Regions from separate parts of the Homo sapiens genome. Here region 1 is linked to region 2. A link is a loop called in an ENCODE intact Hi-C map of the cell type or tissue named here. Cell type or tissue: heart right ventricle. All regions are shown on one strand. Each heading gives the region's core, and the rest is flanking DNA. Links, peaks and the distances in the headings are about the cores only.

Region 1 (8,557 bases), core at 558-8,557, 93 kb before region 2:
CCATTCTTAAGGTTTGACTGTGATGTGACTCTAAAGTAATAAGATTTTCATACAAGCACAGTTTTTAAAAAAGTGATCATCTGAAGAACCGTTATGTCACTAGATTCTGCCGTTGTCAAACATTTTCAGAATTTATCTTTGAAAGTGGTTTTGAAGAGTTTACATCCTACCTCTCATGAATAGTTTTTTTCATCTGTATTAGCTTCCTAGGACTGTTATAAAAATATACCAAAAACTGTGTGACTTAAAGCAACAGAAATTTATTTGCTCATAGTTCTGGAGGCCAGAGTCTGAAATCAAGGTATGGGCAAGACTATGCTCTCTCTGGAGACTCCAGAGAGAATCTTGCCTTGCTCATTGGATGTAGGGCTTACCTCCAGGATTAGCCATAATCTGGAATGATCTCATCTCAGGATACTTAATTACACCTAAAAGGGCCCTTCTTTTCCTAATAAGATCACATTCACAGGTTCCAGGAATTATGACATAGACATGTTTTGGGGGACCATGATTCACCCAACTCCACGATCTTATTCCTACACTTCTCTCCCTGTTAATTTTTTTTTATCATGGCCTGCTCCCTATTTTTTCCCCTCCTTTTTTCTCTTTGATTCAACAACCTTAGTACCCATAGAGAAATTTGTTGGGTACAGGGAGGAGGAGTCAGGGTCCAAAAGTTGGAATTGCGCTATTAGAAGCACATCAAGAAGCAGACCACCCTGTGCTGCCCACCTAGTAAATGCTGCTAATGGGAACATATAAGCAATTAGCTCATAACATAGATATAAAAATTGGAAGGCAAATGGGTGGAAGTATCTAGGAGGTATAAATAATTAAATATACATTTGTATATATATATGTGTGTATATATATATATTTATATATATATATATACACATACCCAGCCATGTGTTGCCTAATGACAGGAATACATTCCGAGAAATGTGTTGTTAGGCAGTTTCATTGTGTGAACCTCATAGAGTGTACTTACACAAACCTAGATGATATGACCTACGACATACCTGGGCTATATGGTATTGCTCCTAGGCTACAAACGTATGCTATACAGCATAATACTCTCCTGAATACTGTAAGCAATTGTAACACACTGGTAAGTGTTTGTGTATGTAAACATAAAAGAGGTACAGTAAAAATACGGTATTATAATTTTATGGGACCACCATCTATATGTGATCTGTCATTGACCAATTGACCAAAATGTCATTTTGTGGTGGATGGCTGTACTTATTTACATAGGATTTGTCCTGTATGTCTTCAATTTTTTTTTTTTTTTTTGAGACAGAGTCTCGCTGTGTCACCTAGGCTGGAGTGGCGTGATCTCGGCTCAGTGCAACCTCTGCCTCCTGGGTTCAAACGATTCTCCTGCCAGCCTTCCAAGTAGCTAAGATTACAGGCATGCACCACCATGCCTGGCTAATTTTTTGTATTTTTAGTAGAAACAGGGTTTCACCATGTTGCCCAGGCTGGGTCTTCAATTCTTAATAAGGTTTTAAGATAAGATAGTAAAATGAGAGCACATGTTATTACAAAGTAGATTAATTTAAATAATTAAAATATATATTCTATTTTCTTTCACTATGATTTGAAGCTCTTAAAGTTTTAACACTCATTTTAAAGCTAGATATTAAAGAAGAAATTGAAGATGAAGAAAAGACAATTGAAGATTATATTGATAAAAAGATGAATGATGCTGATTCCACTTCAGTTGAAGCTATGTACTCTGTTGCTAGTCAATGTCTGCATGAAAAGAAAAATAAGAGACCAGACATTAAGAAGGTATGCATTTTTTATACTTATTTAAAAAGTGAAAGGGGTGGGGTTCATCATATTTTCCAGAGTGTATATTTTAAAGCAACTGTATAATGTGGTTCTTTTGTTTTTTTCTTTCTTTTTAAAAGGTTCAACAGCTGCTGCAAGAGATGACAGCTTCTTAAAACTTTATTGGAAAAGACTCTTGACTTTTTATATACACCTATCTCAACCATTTTTTTAACTGATTTTTTTCCTAAATATTCTTCTTTACCTTTAACAAGGCATAGGCTGTTGCAGGACAGTGGTTATTAAAGCATGGGTTGAACTTCCAAAATATAAAAATAGAGCCACCATATCAACACTTAGCCCTACCCATTAGTATCACCCCCAGTTCTTACAGTAATCCCTGAGAAATCTCCTTCAAGCATCACCAAACACAGTTTGAAAATTACAGGGTTAGCAAAAAGAGCCTGGGCTGTATGTAGGGTGGAAACACTCTGATCTGAAGCCCAGCTGACTCCACTACTAATTTGCTGTAAAGCTTTGGACATACACTTAGCTGCTGTGAGCCACTAATAACATTGGGCTAATATCTGCTGTGCTTCTCTGACAGGTAGTCATGAAAATCAAATGATGCAAAATATATACAAGCACTTTGTAAATTGTAAAATGATACAAAATTTAAAGTTTATAGAGCCAGTTACAAAATCCTATTAGTCATATATTTATAGATTGTGTTCACAGCAATCATTTAACCACAAATAAAATATCCCTTGATGATACTGCCATAATGATATGTCCATTATTAGATTATGTTACATGACAAAGTTGAAGGAATTTGGCAGATGCAGTTAAGGTTCCTAAACAACTCACTTTGAGACTGTTGAAAGGGCCTGACCTAATCAAGTGAACCCTTGCAAGAAGAATTCTCCTTGTAAGCCTTGAAGAAGTATGTGAGAGGGCCACATTGGCTAAAACCTAAAGGTGGCCTCTAGGAGATGAGACCTACCTTCCAGTTGTCAGCAAGCAGGAAAAAAAAATTGGGACCTCAGTTGCAACCACAAGGAACTGAATTCTGCCAAAAATCTGAGTCAGCTTAGAAGAGTACTCCAAGCTTCAGATGATAACCACAGCCTGGGCTGACACCTGGATTTCAGCTTTGCATGATCCTCAGTATGAGAATCTATCTGTTCTGTGCTGGACTTCTAATATATAGAACTGTGAGATAATGGGTCACATTGGCTGGATGTGGTGGCTCATACCTGTAAATCCCAGCACTTTGGGAGGCCGAGGCAGGCAGATCACCTGAGGTCAAGAGTTCAAGACCGGCCTGGCCAACATGGTGAAACCCCGTCTCTACTAAAAATACAAAAATTAGACGAGCGTGGTGGTGGACACCTGTAGTCCCAGCTACTTGGGAGGCTGAGGCAGGAGACTAGCTGGAACCAGGGAGGTAGAGGTTGCAGTGAGCTGAGATCGTGCCACTGCACTCCAGCCTGGGTGACAGAGTGAGACTCCATCATAAATAAATAAATAAATAAATGGGTCACATTAAGCCTTTAAGTTTGTGGTAATTTATTATTCAGTAATAGAAAACAAATACAGATACTCTCCCATGATGTTTTTCCCATGATGATTTCCCATGATATTTACAGGTTTTGCCCACATTTGAGGGGTATGTGGAAATTATACAGAGCATGTACAGCGGGAGGCTTATAGTGTACGTACTGAAATGTGGGGTTGGAGCCCCAACACAGAGACCCCAGCAGGACACTGCCTAGTAGAGCTATGGGAAGGGTGCTGCCACCCTCCAGACTTGAGAATTGTAGAGCCACCAGCAGCTTGCACTCTGAGCTTGGAAAAGCCACAGGCACTCAACTTCAACCATGAGGGAAGCCACGCACCCTGCAAAGCCACAGGAGTGGAGCTGCCCACGGCCTCGAGGGCCCACCCCTTGCACCAGTGTGCCAGGATGTGGGACATGGAATCAAGGAATATGTTAGGGCTTTTTTTTTTTTTTTTTTGAGACGGAGTCTTGCTCTGTTGCCCAGGCTGGAGTGCAGTGGCACGATCTCGGCTCACTGCAAGCTCTGCCTCCCAGGTTCACGCCATTCCCCTGCCTCAGCCTCCCCAGTAGCTGGGACTACAGGTGCCCGCCACCATGCCCAGCTAATTTTTTTTGTATTTTTAGTAGAGATGGGGTTTCACTGTGTTAGCCAGGATGGTCTTGATCTCCTGACCTCGTGATCACCCGCCTCGGCCTCCCAAAGTGCCAGTATTTAAAGTTTAATGTCTTCCCAGCTGGGTTTCAGACTTGCCAGGATCCTGTTGCCCCTTTCTTTAGCCAATTTCTCCCTTTTGGGACAAGAATGTTTTACTTATTGCCTGTACCACCAACTGTATCTTGGAAATAAATAACTTATATTTTATTTCAGAGGCTCATAGGCGGCAGGAACTTACCTTGAGTCTCAAATGAGACTTAGGACTTTTGAGTGATGCTAGAATGAGTTAAGACTTTGGGAAGGGATGATTATATTTTGCAATGTGAGAAAGACATTAGATTTGGGGGGCTGGGGGTAGAATGACATTGTTTAGATGTTTGTCTCCTTCAAATTTCATGTTTAAATGTAATCCCCAGTGTTGGGGGTGGAGGTGGGGCCTGATGGGAAGTGTTTGGGTCATGGTGGATGATCCCTCATGAATGGCTTAGAGCCACTGGTGATGAGTGAGTTCTCACTCAGTTCGTGTGAGATCTGGTGGCTTAAAAGAGTCTGCTCCCCCTTTGCCTTCCATTGTGATTGTAACCTTCCTGGGGCCTTCATCAAAGGCCAGGCAAATATTGGTGCCGTGCTAGTATGGCCTGCAGAACCGTAAGCCAAAACAAACCTTTTTTCTTTATAAATTACCCAGCCTCAGTTATTCCTTTATAGTGATGCAAAACGGGCTAACTATATAAATTTGTAATTTTTAAGTTATAGATTGTTTTTATTAAACACTTATGAATACTGTTTGAAGTGCTTTAATTTTTATAACAATCCTATGAATTTGGTAATAATCACATTTTACAGATGAGGAAATTACCCAAGATTATATAGCTAATAAGTTGCGTGGCAGAAATTAGCATCTGGTATCAGTTTGCGATCTTTACCACTAACACGATGTCTGTGCATCATATTAATCATAATCATTTTCTCTGTCATATGTTGAAAGTTATTGTGCCAAACATTGTGCTGAGTTTTAGAAGCATGATCTGATTTGATAAATCTACAATGTAGGTTCTATTCTTTTACTTCTTGAGGAAATTTTGAGACCCCCAATGATTAAATAACTTCTTTCCCTTGTTCATTGTATTAGACTGCAATTCTCCACTCATTATATTTGATGCCTTTTGCAATATGGCTTTGTAATTTTTCCCATCAGGAAGTAAAGTCTATTTCCTCAACCATTAAATCTGGGCTGGCCTTGTAACTTGCTTACAGAAAAAGTGATGGTCAGTTCCAAGCCCAGGTCTCAAAAGCACTAATGCACTACTTCTCTCATTTGGAACCCTGCCACTGACATGAGAACAAGCCAAGGGTAACATGCTGCTGATGACAGACCATGCAAAACAGAGACAAGGCATCTCAGATGAGGTCATCCTTAATCAGCCCACCTGCCAGCTGATCACAAACATACATGAGACATGAGAGGTCAGCCAACTGTAGATTTGTGAGGGAGGGTAGCTGTTGTTTTAAACTGCTACTTTTTTTTTTTTTTTTTTTTTTTTGGAGAGTCTCACTTGGTCACTCATGCTGGAGTGCAGCAGTGTGATCATGGCTTACTGCTGCCTTGATCTCTCAGGCTCAAGTGATCCTCCTGCCTCAGCACCTTGAGTAGTTGGAGTACAGGTGTGTGCTACTGTGCCCAGCTAATTTTTTTTTTTTAATTTTCTGTAGAGACAGGATCTCACTCTGTTGCTGAGGCTGGTCTTGAACTTCTGGATTCAAGCAATTCTCCTGCCTCAGCTTCCCAAAGTGTGAGATTAGAGGTATAAGCTACCATGAAAATCACATCTGGGGGCTAGTTTGTGATGCATTAGTACGGTATGGTTTGTTATTCGTTAGTATGAAGATTACAGGTATAAGCTACCATGAAAATCACATTGAAAATCACCTAGTTTGTGATGCATTAGTATGGTATGGTTTGTTATTCGTTAGTATGAAGATTACAGGTATAAGCTACCATGAAAATCACATTGAAAATCACCTAGTTTGTGATGCATTAGTATGGTATGGTTTGTTATTCGTTAGTATGAAGATTACAGGTATAAGCTACCATGAAAATCACATTGAAAATCACCTAGTTTGTGATGCATTAGTATGGTATGGTTTGTTATTCGTTAGTATGAAGATTACAGGTATAAGCTACCATGAAAATCACATTGAAAATCACCTAGTTTGTGATGCATTAGTGTGGTATGGTTTGTTATTCGTTAGTATGAAGATTACAGGTATAAGCTACCATGAAAATCACATTGAAAATCACCTAGTTTGTGATGCATTAGTATGGTATGGTTTGTTATTCGTTAGTATGAAGATTACAGGTATAAGCTACCATGAAAATCACATTGAAAATCACCTAGTTTGTGATGCATTAGTATGGTATGGTTTGTTATTCGTTAGTATGAAGATTACAGGTATAAGCTACCATGAAGATCACATTGAAAATCACCTAGTTTGTGATGCATTAGTATGGTATGGTTTGTTATTCGTTAGTATGAAGATTACAGGTATAAGCTACCATGAAGATCACATTGAAAATCACCTAGTTTGTGATGCATTAGTATGACTAAATCATGATTTAGTCATGTAGCCAGTAAGTGGCAGTCAGAAACACACACACACACACAAGGATGTGGCCCAGTTTGTCTTATTATAAATACAGCTTGGTAATAGAAAACTAAGAAATGCAATCTAACCCCTGTTCATGGCTTGCCTCTTTCCCATTAACCATCCAGAGTTCACTAAGAAACTACAGCCTGGCTGAATCCTAGCAAATGAGGGTGGTAGTGCAGCAGCACTGACAGTTGAGTAGGCTGGTATCAATCTTTTTGGAGCACAGAATCAGCTGAATGAAGATCCCTACTGGAAGGCATTTGATGCTCAGGAATGGGTCAGTACTGCCATTTTGTGTGGTAGAACCCATGGCTTTCGCAGGGCAAGAGATTTTGCCAGTGCTAGTGAGTTTTCCTGTGGCCAGAAAGAAAATGATGGAGGCCAGATCCTCTGGTGACCTACCACTGCTGGCATGTGCTCCTTTCACAGCTGTTCTTCAAGGAAAGGCAAATTCATTTATTCATTCAATAAATTGAAAAATGCCCACTATATCATAGAAACTTCTAGGTGCTAAGGATGTAGCAGTGAATGAAACTAAGCTTCTTGTCCCCATTGAACTTGTATTTTAGTGGAAGAGACAATATGGGCACAGATATAGAATACCTAAGTGCCATGAGGAGGAATAAAGCAGGATTAAGGTGAGAGGAACAAGGAGTACAATCAGATTGGGAAATTAGGGGAGACTTCTCTAAGGAGATGACACTGACACCTGAGCAGAGACCTGTAAGTGAGGAAGGCATGTAGATACCGGGTTAGAGTGATCCAGCGTGGGGAACGCATTCAGTGCCCTTGAGGCTGTGCTTGGTCTACTAGAGGAACAGAGAGCTGTCAATGAACTGAAGCAGACTGACCAAGGAAGGTAGAGAGCCACGGGCAAATCATGTAGAAGCTACTGGGCAACAGTGAGACCTAAACTTTCTTCTATGAGATAGTGCCACTATCATAACTAGTACAGTGTAAAACTTCAGTTTGTTGGCTGAATTGGGGTGGGGGAGAGCTACAATTTATATGATTTAAGGTAAACTGTTCCCAGTCATGGCTAGCCATGAATCATTTGTAGAACTATTTGATTCCTGGACCCACCTACTGGGTCAAAATCTAGTATGAAGCCCAGAATTAGTATTTTATTTAAAAAAGAACATTCCAGGCCGGGTGCAGTGGCTCACACCTGTAATCCCCACACTTTGGGAGGCCGAGGTGGGTGGATCACGAGGTCAAGAGATCAAGATCATCCTGGCCAACATGGTGAAACCCCATCTCTACTAAAAATACAAAGATTAGCTGGGCGTGGTGGCGCACACCTGTAGTCCTAGCTACTGGCGAGGCTGAGGCAGGAGAATCACTTGAACCTGGGAGGTGGAGGTTGCAGTGAGCCAAGATTGCGCCACTGCATTCCAGCCTGGTGACAGAGCAAGATGCCATCTAAACAACAACAAAAATTCCATCCTGAAACTTATGGCTCTATTTGCAAAGAAAATGTGAAAGGATATACACCAAACTGTTTACAGTACGTACCTCAGGCACATTAGTACATTATTTTAGCTCTGAGTAGAAATGCCTTAGCTTAAATGTTTAAAAGTTTTAATAATGAGCCTTTTGTTTTTTGAGACAGTCTCGCACTGTCGCCCAGGCTGGAGTGCAGTGGCGCAATCTCGGCTCACTGCAAGCTCCGCCTCCCAGGTTCGCGCCATTCTCCTGCCCAGCCTGTAGCTGGGACTACAGGGGCCCGCCACCACACCCGGCTAATTTCTTGTATTTTTAGTAGAGACGGGGTTTCACTGTGTTAGCCAGGATGGTCTCGATCTCCTGACCTCCGCCTCGGCCTCCCAAAGTGCTGGGATTACAGGCGTGAGCCACCGTGCCCGGCCCAACGATGAGCCTTTCTAAAGCTATTTCAGCATCTTTTGTAA
Region 2 (11,366 bases), core at 1,352-9,351:
TTTTATGACAGTGACATGTAATTAATTTTTCTTATTTTTAAACATCTTACTGTGTCAATAAGCATATATTTTCATAATGTGTAATGTATAGTATAAACCCAATTTTAATGTCTGCTTATTGTTCCATTGAGTGTGTCTAACATAATTTATTTCATAGTTTTCTTGAATTTGGGGTGTTTTCTATTTTCCTCTTTTATAAACAGAGCTTCAAAGAATGTCCATGTACATACATACATTAAAAATTATGCTCATTTGCACAATATATTTAAGAAAAATGCCTAGAATTAGAATTTTTGAGTCAAAGAATGTGCACATTTTTCACTTGGTATATATTTCCAGGTTGTCCTATGAACTTTGATCTTCAATTTGGAGAAATATAAATTTTTGAAAAGAAGCTATAATCTTTGACCCACTAATTGAGAGAATCTATCTCATAGAAATATAAGTAGTTTTGACTGGGTGCGGTGGCTCACGTCTGTAATCCCAGCACTTTGGGACACCGAGGCAGGTGGAACACCTGAGGTCAGGAGTTCGAGACCAGCCTGGCCAACATTGTGAAATCCTGTCTCTACTAAAAATACAAAAAATTAGCTGGACATAGTGGTGGGCACCTGTCATCCTAGCTACTTGGGAGGCTGAGGCAGGAGAATCACTTGAACCCGGGAGGTGGAGGTTGCAGTGAGCAGAGATCGTGTCACTGCACTCCAGCCCGGGCGACATAGTGCGACTCGGTCTCAAAAAAAAAAAAAAAAGTGTTTTTGTATAAACATATATGTAATATTTTGAGGGCTTGTAGCAGCTAATAGCTGAAATCAGTGTGAATGACCACATATAAGAAAAAGTTTGAATAAAATGTGGATCATTCATGTTACATAATATTATGTAGCCCTTGGTTTAGATCTGTTAACTCATGGTAATGCCCATGATACTAAGTGAGAAATACCAGTTGCAAAGTAATATGGATAGTATGGTTCTTTTTTTGTAAAAACAAAACACACACACACACACACACACACACACACACACACACAGACAGAATAATACTTTATATATGTTTATGATTTGTTTGAATGTACAGGAAGCTGTGAAAGGATACACTCAAGTTCTTAAAACTGTATCTTAGTGTGTGCATGTATATCTTAGGATTGTTTCACGTTTTACAATGAAAAAAAGTTTTGCTTTTGTAAGAAAAAGTAAATAAGGAAGACAAAGAAAAAATCAGGGCCTTAACAAACCACTCTGACTTTTCTGCAGCCTTAACAAACCACTCTGACTTTTCTGCAAACTGTGCTTTCAAACTAGACAGCTTCCTGTAGTTCTCGGAGGAATTTCAGGGCTTTAAAGAGTGTGTCCTGAAGTCAGGATCACTTTTATAGTTAGCTTAATTGGTATATTATTTTACACAAGATAACAGCTAAACTGTTGCGATTTCTCAAGTCATTGATGTTCTCAGAGGTAATCATCCTCAGAAAGGCTGCTGAAAATATGGTCAGCTTACATCCTGGTCTGGTTCATGTCAAACAACCAATTTTTTTAGAAGAGGAAATAGAGGATGAAATAGCAAAAATGTTTCAATTTAAGAAATTGTTTTCAGAAATAATCTATACTTTTCTATTGATAAGAGGAAGGAACAATTTTTGTTACAGCTAAAAATATAGAATAAAATAAGGTGACAACAATAGGTTGTAGCTAAATGCATGCTTTTATTAACTCACTAGATGTATGCTGTGATTTTGATTAAAATTTTGTCTTTCTGAAGGAGAGAAGTAAATATTAAAAAGGAAAAACCTTGGTATGTCTTAGAAAATTTTAAGCCTAGTAGCACTATGTAAAATCATTTTAAAATGAGAAAGTTTAGAAACTTGGAGAACAAAAGTGAAATAAAAACTTTATTTGGAAAAGTAAAATTGGTTATTGCTCATGGAAAAAATCTTGATCATTCAATGTCTGTGAACAGAGATGTTGACACAGTGAATTAAATATGGCAGGTGACCATTCATAAATGTGTACCAATGATATATTGAAAATATCTAGTGAAAGAAGTTCCTGGAATACTGTATTTATACTTGATTAGCCAGTAATACTTGCGTTAAATGATAAATGCTAGTCATAAATGCTGATGAATGAATAAGTTTGTCAAGCATGATCAGATCAGGGATCTGAAAACCCTGTATGTTAATATTATTTTTAATATAGGTAGATAATGGATACACATATGAACAGTTTTATCAAAGGATATACTGAAATTGTTCTATTCCTGTGCGAGCCTCAGAATTCAAAATCAAACTATAATTTTGACATAGATCATAAATAAGTGATAATAAGTTAATGAATAAGGCAGATTTTATTTTATGTTTGCTAAAACTTTATCATCAAAACAGTTTAAAGCATTGTATTCAATGTCAATGAAATTAAATACTAAAATAGAAACAAAAGTTTCCATGGGGGTCATTGGTGACTACTGTATATTTCAGTGTATAATTGCATATGCAACTCCATTGCTCCCTGTTGGTGAGGTCAGTGTGAGTGCCATATCACTCTGAAGCAAACTTATATGTCTTCTCAGTGCAGGCCTCAAAGTAGTATGCAAATATATTTTGCTATTGGATGAGATTAAGTGTATCAATGCGTATAGCTAACCAGTAGAGGTACAAGTTGTGCCTCCTCCTAATTCTGGGTCTAATGAGGGCTATGTCATCTCCATAGTTTGATTCTAAACCATCCTACTGTGCCTGCTTGCTGTATTTTTGGAGAGCCCCAACTCCTTTCTACGTATTTCATCAATGTACATTGTATCAGCATGCATAGTTTGAAACACTAATTTATTCAAGTTTATCTAATTCAACTAACTGTTAATTTGTTTCTGCTGCCTTTGGAGTAATCTATCTCCAGGCCTTCCTGTGTTATCTTGAATAATTGAGAGTGTACTCGTAGAAAGAGCCACATTGCTGCAGAAGGTGCTGCTAAGCCTCCAAGAGGTTCCCTTCACTTGAGCAAGATTGAAAGTGATTCCAGCTGGCTAGAAAAAAATTACATGAAGGCTGTAATAGACCTTTAGGAAGGAAATCTGTTTCTACCAAGACAGAAGAATAATTCATTTGTAAGGAATATAAATTAAAGCTTTCTTCAAGTCATTGGAGTGTCTCTAATATTTTTCAGGTAGCATTTTTCATACTTCCCTATTTCATCAACTTTTAGTACAAAATTTTCCAAGCTTTAGTTTTCTCATTTATAAAATAAAGTAATAATGCCTGTCCTCAATTCTACGAATTTATGAAGATCAAATAGGAGGATGTAAAGGCTCCTATAAATTATAAATTTACCCACTATCGTAAGGCATTGTTTTCTTTATCAGGGTGGCTTTTGCTTTTTTATTACTTTTCATAACTACTTGCACTATATACTGTTATTTGAATACAATAACATAAAACCAACCATGTTACATGGTTACATAACTTTTTTAAAAAAATTTCTTTCTAACTTCAATTTTTATTCCTTTTTTTTTTCCTGTGCAGAAAGAAAAATCAGCCTGTCAGCTACTCATGTCTAATTTCAAAATTATCTTGCAGAATTAAGCAGTTAAGACTTTGTAGAAATTTGGGGAGTATAAGGAATTGCAGATGAATGCCAGCTCCTCCTGGGCATACTGTTGTTCTTAATGTAAAAGTCCGGTTTTGCCCAGCATCAATTAATGGTGCCTTGGAACTGGGTGCAGGGGTCCCTAAAGATCTCCTGCAGGCTGAGACAGTCTCCCTTGAGCCATTTTCCACAGAGCCAGAGTGGTGTGACCTCTTGCTGCTGCAGTATTTCAAAGTGATTGTATTTCACTGCTCTCATAAACACATCTTGTAAAAGAAACAAGGTTGTCTTTTAAACTGTGCTCTTGCTTGACAGGAAAAATAAAACCCAGTCTACTTTCAGGACCTTATGGCCTAATAAGAAGTCAACCCTTTTCATTTTTGTTAAGAATAGTTTTGTATCAACTTGCCATTCTTCATGTAAAAGTATAATTTATTATGAAAGAAGAGAATCTGGATGATAAATAGGACTTTTATGTTCTTGTTACCTGTGATTCAGAAAATTCTAACTCACAGAGCTGGTTGAATAGAGAATTCTAAAACCGACAACAAGGAGATGCTTGTTAAATCTACTTTTTAATGCTTGTTTATTTTATTATACACATGACATGTACTATTCACTGTTCATCTTATGTATATGGGAACTTGCAATTTTTGGTCTATTATACATGCCTATATATTTTATGTTTGGTGCTATCAGGAACATAGATATTATTAAACAAGGCTAGGATTTATTTTACTTTACTTTATATTTGTAGGTTATTATGCAGTCCAAAGATTACAGAGATGAAGGGAAATTAGACCAATTATTTTCATATGATATTTAGAGAAAAGCATTTGTGCATTCCTTTGTGTCAGTAAGCATAAGAACTCTCTGTCACCCAGGCTGGAGTGCAGTGAATACAAAGAAAATGTAAGATATTTTACTAATACTTTTTATATTGATTATGTGTTGACATGATAATATTTTAGATATATTTGATTAGGTAAAATAGGAAATTAAAATCAATTTCACTCTTGAAAGACTTTAAGTCCGGGCGTGGAAGCTCATGCCTGTAATCCCAACACTTTGGGAGGCCAAGGCCAGCGGATCACCTAAGGTTGGGAGTTTGAGACCAGCCTGACCAAAATGGAGAAACCCCATCTCTACTAAATCTACAAAATTATCCAGGTGTGGTGGTGCATGCCTGTAATCCCAGCTACTCAGGAGGCTGAGGCAGGAGAATCGCTTGAACCCAGGAGGTGGAGGTTGCGGTGAGCTGAGATGGCCCCATTGCACTCCAGTCTGGGCAACAAGAGTGAAACTCTTGTCTCAAAAAAAAAAAAAAAAAAAAAAGGCCAGGCACAGTGGCTCATGCCTGTAATCCCAGCACTTTGGGAGGGCGAGGTGGGCAGACCATCCTGGCTAACACAGTGAAACCCCATCTCTACTAAAAATACAAAAAATTAGCTGGGCGTGGTGGCAAGCGCCTGTAGTCCCAGCTACTCAGGAGGCTGAGGCAGGAGAATGGCGTGAACCCAGGAGGCGGAGCTTGCAGTGAGCCCAGATCGAGCCACTGCACTCCAGCCTGGGAGACAGAGCAAGACTCCGTCTCAAAAAAAACAAACAAACTAAAAAACAACAACAACAACAAAGACTTTAAAAATGTACTTACTAAAAAATTTAAAATTATGTGTGAAGCTTGCATTATATTCCTCTTGCACAGTACTTCTCTAAGCAGTCTTGGCATAGAAATATTATGGAAGGCCAAGGCGGGCGGATCACCTGAGGTCAGGAGTTCAAGATCATCCTGGCCGACATGGTGAAACCACGTCTCTACTAAAAATACAAACATTAGCCAGGCTTGGTGGCAGGCACCTGTAATCCCAGCTACTCAGGAGGCTGAGGCAGGAAAATCGCTTGAACCCGGGAGGTGGAAGTTGCAGTGAGCCAAGATCACACCATTGCACTCCAGCTTTGGGGACAAGAGTGAAACTTCATCTCAAAAAAAAAAAAAAAAAGAAATATTATGTTTATATCCTTTATCCTTCTTTACCAAATTACCTCACTTTACCCCATATTTTGAGGACAGTTTAAAGAGGTCTGCACGTTCTGCAAGCACTACTTTCTGTTGTCTCACATCAAAAATTTCATTAGAAGTACCTGAAGAGTTTGCTCTTCTCTAAGAGGTTTCATCTATAAAAAGTTGATTTTAAATTCACTTTAGGTCAATGAGCATAAATGTTGTGGAGTTTAGCTGTGCATGTATGGAAAGGAGGCTTTCTTCCTTGGGCAAGGGCACCTTCTGGTGGTATATACTGAACATAGCAGCTTATTCGATGATCAGATGTAGACTTTAAGATTCTGGAATTGGCAAAAAAATTCATTTCAGGTGTTTGGAGGAAAAAAACTAAGATTAACGATAAAGATGTTCATTTCTCTGCAGCATCTTTTATAATTGAAGCTCATCTCAGTTCTGGGACTTATTTTTCTTAGTTACACAAGGCTAAGGTTGAGACAATATAATAAGAGCATTCTGATTTGGAGTGCTTTTTAAAATTGCAAAGTTCTTATTTGAGTTTTTGGGTTATTTTTCCCAAAAGTTTCCAATGGTGGTTTTTGTATCCATTATAAAAAGGAGAAGAGTTCTATATTTTTGTTCTTTATAATGTAAAACTTGAGGATGTTTAGGTTATTTAGTATATACAAGTAAGCTTCATTAGATAAATGAGGAAGAAGAGGTATAATAAATAAGCCCTATTACATTTTCTCAAGAAGTGATTTTAGTTATTTTGGAGACATGCATTTAAAAAGAGAAACATTGTTGAAAGGCTCAGGATCATGTATTTCTTGTCTTTTTCTGTTTCTTCTTGATGTATTATAGTACATATGATTATTCAAGTCATATCTCTTCATCACCGCATTTCATATACAAAGCCTGCCAAAAATAACTATGAAATAGCTGAGATCTTAAATACTGAGAACAAAATAGATTTCTCATAATTTGGAATTACATTAACCAGAAACAGTAAGACAGTTAAAATATGAGCCAACATCCAGCTATCAGCTAAATAAAGATTTCCAAAACCACTTATTGCCTTTCAGGCTGATGTAAGAATAGTTATGAGTGGTTATAAGGGAATGAATCAGTTGGATTTCCTTTTAATGTAGAGACCCTGGCAGCCCATTTCTAAAATTGTGCTTTAGTTATGCATATTACCTTCTTTGGAACCTAGTAAAAATGTGAAAAACGTTCAGATGATGAAAACATAACACAAATACCATTCTTTCTTTGTATGAAAGACAAAAAAAAAAACAAAAAACAAAAAAAAACCCCAAACAAGGATCTAGCCAAGCAACTCTATTCTAAGGGAGGAAATATAGTAAGAGTGGCCTGTAGCCAGGCATAGTGGCTCATGCCTATAATCTCAACACTTTGGGAGGCTGAGGTCAGAGGATTGCTTGAGCCCAAGAGTATGAGACCAGCCTTGGCAACATGGCAAAACCCTGACTCTACAAGAAATACAAAAATTAGCTGGGCGTGATGGCTCACGCCTGTAGTCCAGCTACTCAGGAAGCTGAGGTGAGAGGCTCTCTTGGGCACAGAAGGTCAAGGCTGCAGTGAGCCATGATCACACCACTGCACTCCAGCCTGGGCAACAGAGTGATACCATCTCAAAAAAAAAAAAAAAAGAAAGAAAGAAAGATTGTATTACTCTATTAGTGAAAGGAGCCAAAATTTACCCATATTGACAGCAGAGAGCTGAAATGACTATTTTACTTGTATGAAAATATTGTCTTTGCTTATTAATTAAAATGCTTTCATGAGTTGATATGTGGTAATATACTTTTAGATCAGTATATGAAATAGTATATATTATTATATTGTATTATTTATTAGGTAAATCTCAATGGAATAAAAAAATTCATTCAAACTCATTTTCCCAAAAAGGCTATTTTTAGATTTATAGTATTTGTTTTAGTGATAACTTCTGTTCAGTTCTCTCTAGCATTTCCAGAAATCTATGCTTGTTTCATGGCCTCCAGTAAAGGCTTCTGTTGATGAGGGGGTTTTGATCCCATGTCTGTCCAAAAAAGACAATTGGCTTTTCTTGGTAGGGAAGGATTCATTTAAGTGGAATCTTCCAAGCAACTGTCTCTACCATCTTCCATATTCTTGCTCCACTCTTACTGTTTTGTTTGCCTGTCGTGGAGTCCTAATTAGGGAAAAAGTCTCAGGCTGGTGGGAACAGGGGAAAGCCAAAAGAAAAAGCAGATAAGCTAAGTCTGCCTTTCTTCCTGGTCCAGGACATGTAGCCCTCCTGCACAAATAACTCACAATCTTCCTGCATTCAACTTACCACCAGACCCTACAAGTTAGCACACTGCATTCTTGGCATTATCAGTACTGCACAAAGCTCTCTTCAGCACACAGCACAAGCACCATCCTATAAAATCCCCAGCAAGCCTTTGTCTCCTTGCAGTCAGCTCCACTCTTGCTGACTTGCCCATGGCACGCTCGCAACGTATTTTCATACTTTCTGCTTTCTCTAATAAATCTGCTTTTCTTTACTTACTAATGTCTTGGTAAATTATTCTAACTGCCTGCGCAATACAGGCCCCAGATAGTCGCTACCCGAGACACCTATCCCATCCCATTTATGAAAGTGAGGCAGCAAGCCAATAAACACTTCATGGATTCGTAGCAATCACAGTCTCTTGAGAGCAGGATGTCCACCTGACCTCTTTTGGTGTGAACAATTCAGCTTTGTGTGTATTGGTCCTAGTCAGGGCGGGCTGTGTAAGGACACTGTTTTGAGATCAGCATGCCCTGTGCCTGTGTAGGCTTGTTGTCAACATGTGAGTGCTTCAAAGAGAATAGAGTACAGCTTCCCTCCTGACTTGTTCTCTTGCTTTCATAGAGATTTAAGGGCCTCCCCTATTTTCTTTTTCTTTTCTTTTCTTTTTTTTTTTGATATCCAGATACAGTTTATTTTCATGAGAAAGAACTTTTTTTAAAAAAACAAATGTGAATTCATTGTAAAACATTAGGGAAACGCAGCCAAGAGGGAAAAAAAGAACAGTATCTATAATTTACCATTTTGAGATGACTACTGTTAATACTTTTGGGAGTTTTCTTTTTAGGCATAAATATATACTTTATTTTTTTTTTAATAAAGAAGATTTATTACTTTTTGGCTTTTTGGCTAAGACCAAGTGTAAATAAAAAAGCTTTAACCTTAGCGTGTGAGACAAATATGTATACAATAAATTTCACCATAATATGGTAGAAGCAGTAATACAGATATGCACAGGAAGCTCTCAGAATACAGAAGACAGACATTTAGTTCAACCAGAGGTAACCAGTGAAGGCTTCCTGGAGATGGTTACACAAGAGATTAATTTGAAAGAATAGGTAGAAGTTAGCTAAGTACGGACAAGAGAATAAGCATTCCAGGTATGAGACATTTTACTATGAAACAGTATGTTGAGCACAGATAATTACAACTAATGAGGTATTTCTAGAATATTGAGCATAAGTTGGGATAGAGATAAAGGCAGTCAGCATGACATGGGGGAACCTTGTGTATCATATTATATATCCCATATGCTATAGAGAGGCATTAAAAGATCTTAAGCAGTAGAGTAATAATTTAGATAGATGGTATAGATCACTTTGGCAGCAGAAAGAAGGATTAATGGTGGAAAATCCTGGAGACAAGATTACAAGAAAACATCTAAGGAGGTAAAGAGAGAGGAGAACAGGGACTAAGGAATATAAGGGACATATAGAGGGCGGTGTACCTGCAAAGAAGAGGAAGAAGAATTGCTAGAGATGGAGGAAATATCTAAGAGAGTATGGTGTCATAGGCATCAAGACAAGAGAGTATTTCAACAACAACAACAACAAAATGGTCAAGTAGGGAAGGACTGGGATGTTTCACTTAGATTTGTATGTAGATCACTTAAGATTTTATAAAAGATATTTCAGTGGAGTGGGGATAGAAGTCAGATTGCAGTTGGTTCAGGAGTAAATAGTACTTAGGCAAATTCAAACAGCTTGCATAGCTTAAAAAATTGGGCTTTGAAGGTGAGGAAAGAGACAGCAATAATTTGAGGGGGACATAGGTTTGAGAAATGTTTTTTTTCTGGCGAGGTAGCCATTTCTTTTTTTTAACTTTTAAGTTCAGGGGTACATGTGCAGGATGTGCAGGTTTGCTACATAGGTAAATGTGTGTCAAGGGGGTTTATTGTACACGTTATTTCATTAGTCAGGTATTAAGCCTAGTACCCATTAATTATTTTTCGTGATCCTTTCTGTCCTCCCACCCTCCATCCCCAGAAAGGCCCCAGTGTGAATTGTTCCGCTCTATGTGTCCGTGGGCCTCACCTATTTTCTCTTTTTTTGGAGACAGAGTCTCTCTCTCTTGTCTAGACTGGTGTGCTGTGGCGTGATCTCGGTTCACTGCAACTTCTGCCTCCTGGGTTCAAGCAATTCTCATGCCTCAGCCTCTGGAGTAGCTGGGACTACAGGCACATGCCACGACAACCAGCTAATTTTTATATGTTTCTGTAGAGATGGGGTTTTACCATGTTGGTGAGGCTGGTCTCGAGCTCCTGACCTCAAGTGACCCGCCCTCCTAGGCCTCCCAAACTGCTGGGATTACAGGTGTGTGCCACCGTGCCTGGCCTGGGCCTCACTTATTTTCAGTGAGGGGTTGGGTGGCTGCACCTGCTGTCATTTTTACCTAAAGCAAGAAGCAGAAGTACTGCCTGGGACAAAGCTAGAATCCAGTGCTCAGGAAGTTTCCTAGGATAAAATGTTATTGAGAATCTTATAAATAGCTATTCCCTGGGGAGAGTAATGATTAATGCCAGTTAAAAGTGAAGAAGGTACTTCTCTTCCTGCTGTTTTGTGCAATGTACACAAAACTGAGTAAAACAAATTATTGTAGGTTGTTGAAATAGCATCATGAAAAATTAAACAGTTGGAAGACAACTATTGTGGCATATATAGGGGCTTTTACAAGAAACTAAACTAAGGATGTTCTTTAAAATGTGGAACTGGAGTCTACTTAGGGTTTAGTCTGGTTTGTGACCATGCCCTTCAGCCAGTGCAGACATTTGATCTCAGGACAGGTGCCCCTGCTGCAGAAGACCGCCAGCACCCTGACTCCAACAGCTCTGATGCATCTCACTGCCAAGGCCTGGATGGAAAAAAATTCAGCAGAAGTTACACTTATGACGGCAGAAAGTTCAGCAGAAGTTGTACTTATTTAGGATCAGATAGAGGGCTGGGGTAGCTTCAATAGCCAGACAAGGACCAATCTACTCAAGAACAACAGTGATGAGAAGACAGATTTTATGGACTGGGTGTGGAAGGAAAGGGGCTGTGGCTGTAAGAGTAAATTATGTGGCTGCAGGTGAGACCATTTGTTTGTTTCATAGTGAGGATCAAAATAGCAGTTACAGATCCCTTCTTTCTGTGCTATGCTGTGGAAGCTAAGATGGCTCTATGTGTTTTTGTATAGCTGGTGTGCCAAAGTTAGCCTCTATTTGGGGCAAATCTGTAGAAGAGAAGTAAAGCAAAAGAGATTCTATAGTATAATACAAAAGTCTAGGTGCAGAAAAACTAAGTTCAGATGTTGGTTGTGCCACTTACTAGATGTGTAACCTTAAATAATTTACTTTCTCCGAACATCACCAGTTTCATATCTGAGAGATAGGCATAATACCTACCTCACAGTATTGTTTCAAGGATTAAAGAAAATACAAAATGCCAAACCCTCCACATTGTACTTCATATA

The links. Hi-C counts contacts between places; a loop is a spot of excess contacts. Peaks named below come from ENCODE experiments on the same cell type or tissue, not always from the same donor. Only the 100,000 strongest peaks of a DNase experiment are listed, where the experiment ranks them.
Region 1: it touches region 2 in a loop (2.6-fold over the local background); 53 of 110 quality-filtered maps call a loop at or near these places.

What each region holds. Positions count from the first base shown.
Region 1 is chr12:43,784,761-43,793,317 of GRCh38, forward strand. It overlaps IRAK4 (interleukin 1 receptor associated kinase 4), which reads left to right. Exons shown (of 12, transcript NM_016123.4): 11 at 1,639-1,797; 12 at 1,920-4,781. The coding sequence ends at 1,955. Among named protein-coding and RNA genes, the nearest start is that of TWF1, 17 kb to the right of the region's middle. In heart right ventricle, for the core only: no CTCF peak of the experiment used is centred there; a DNase peak (open chromatin) is centred at 5,348.
Region 2 is chr12:43,876,899-43,888,264 of GRCh38, forward strand. The region is part of intron 2 of TMEM117 (transmembrane protein 117); the gene reads left to right. Among named protein-coding and RNA genes, the nearest start is that of TMEM117, 47 kb to the left of the region's middle. In heart right ventricle, for the core only: a CTCF peak has its summit at 5,862 (motif pointing left); a DNase peak (open chromatin) is centred at 8,335.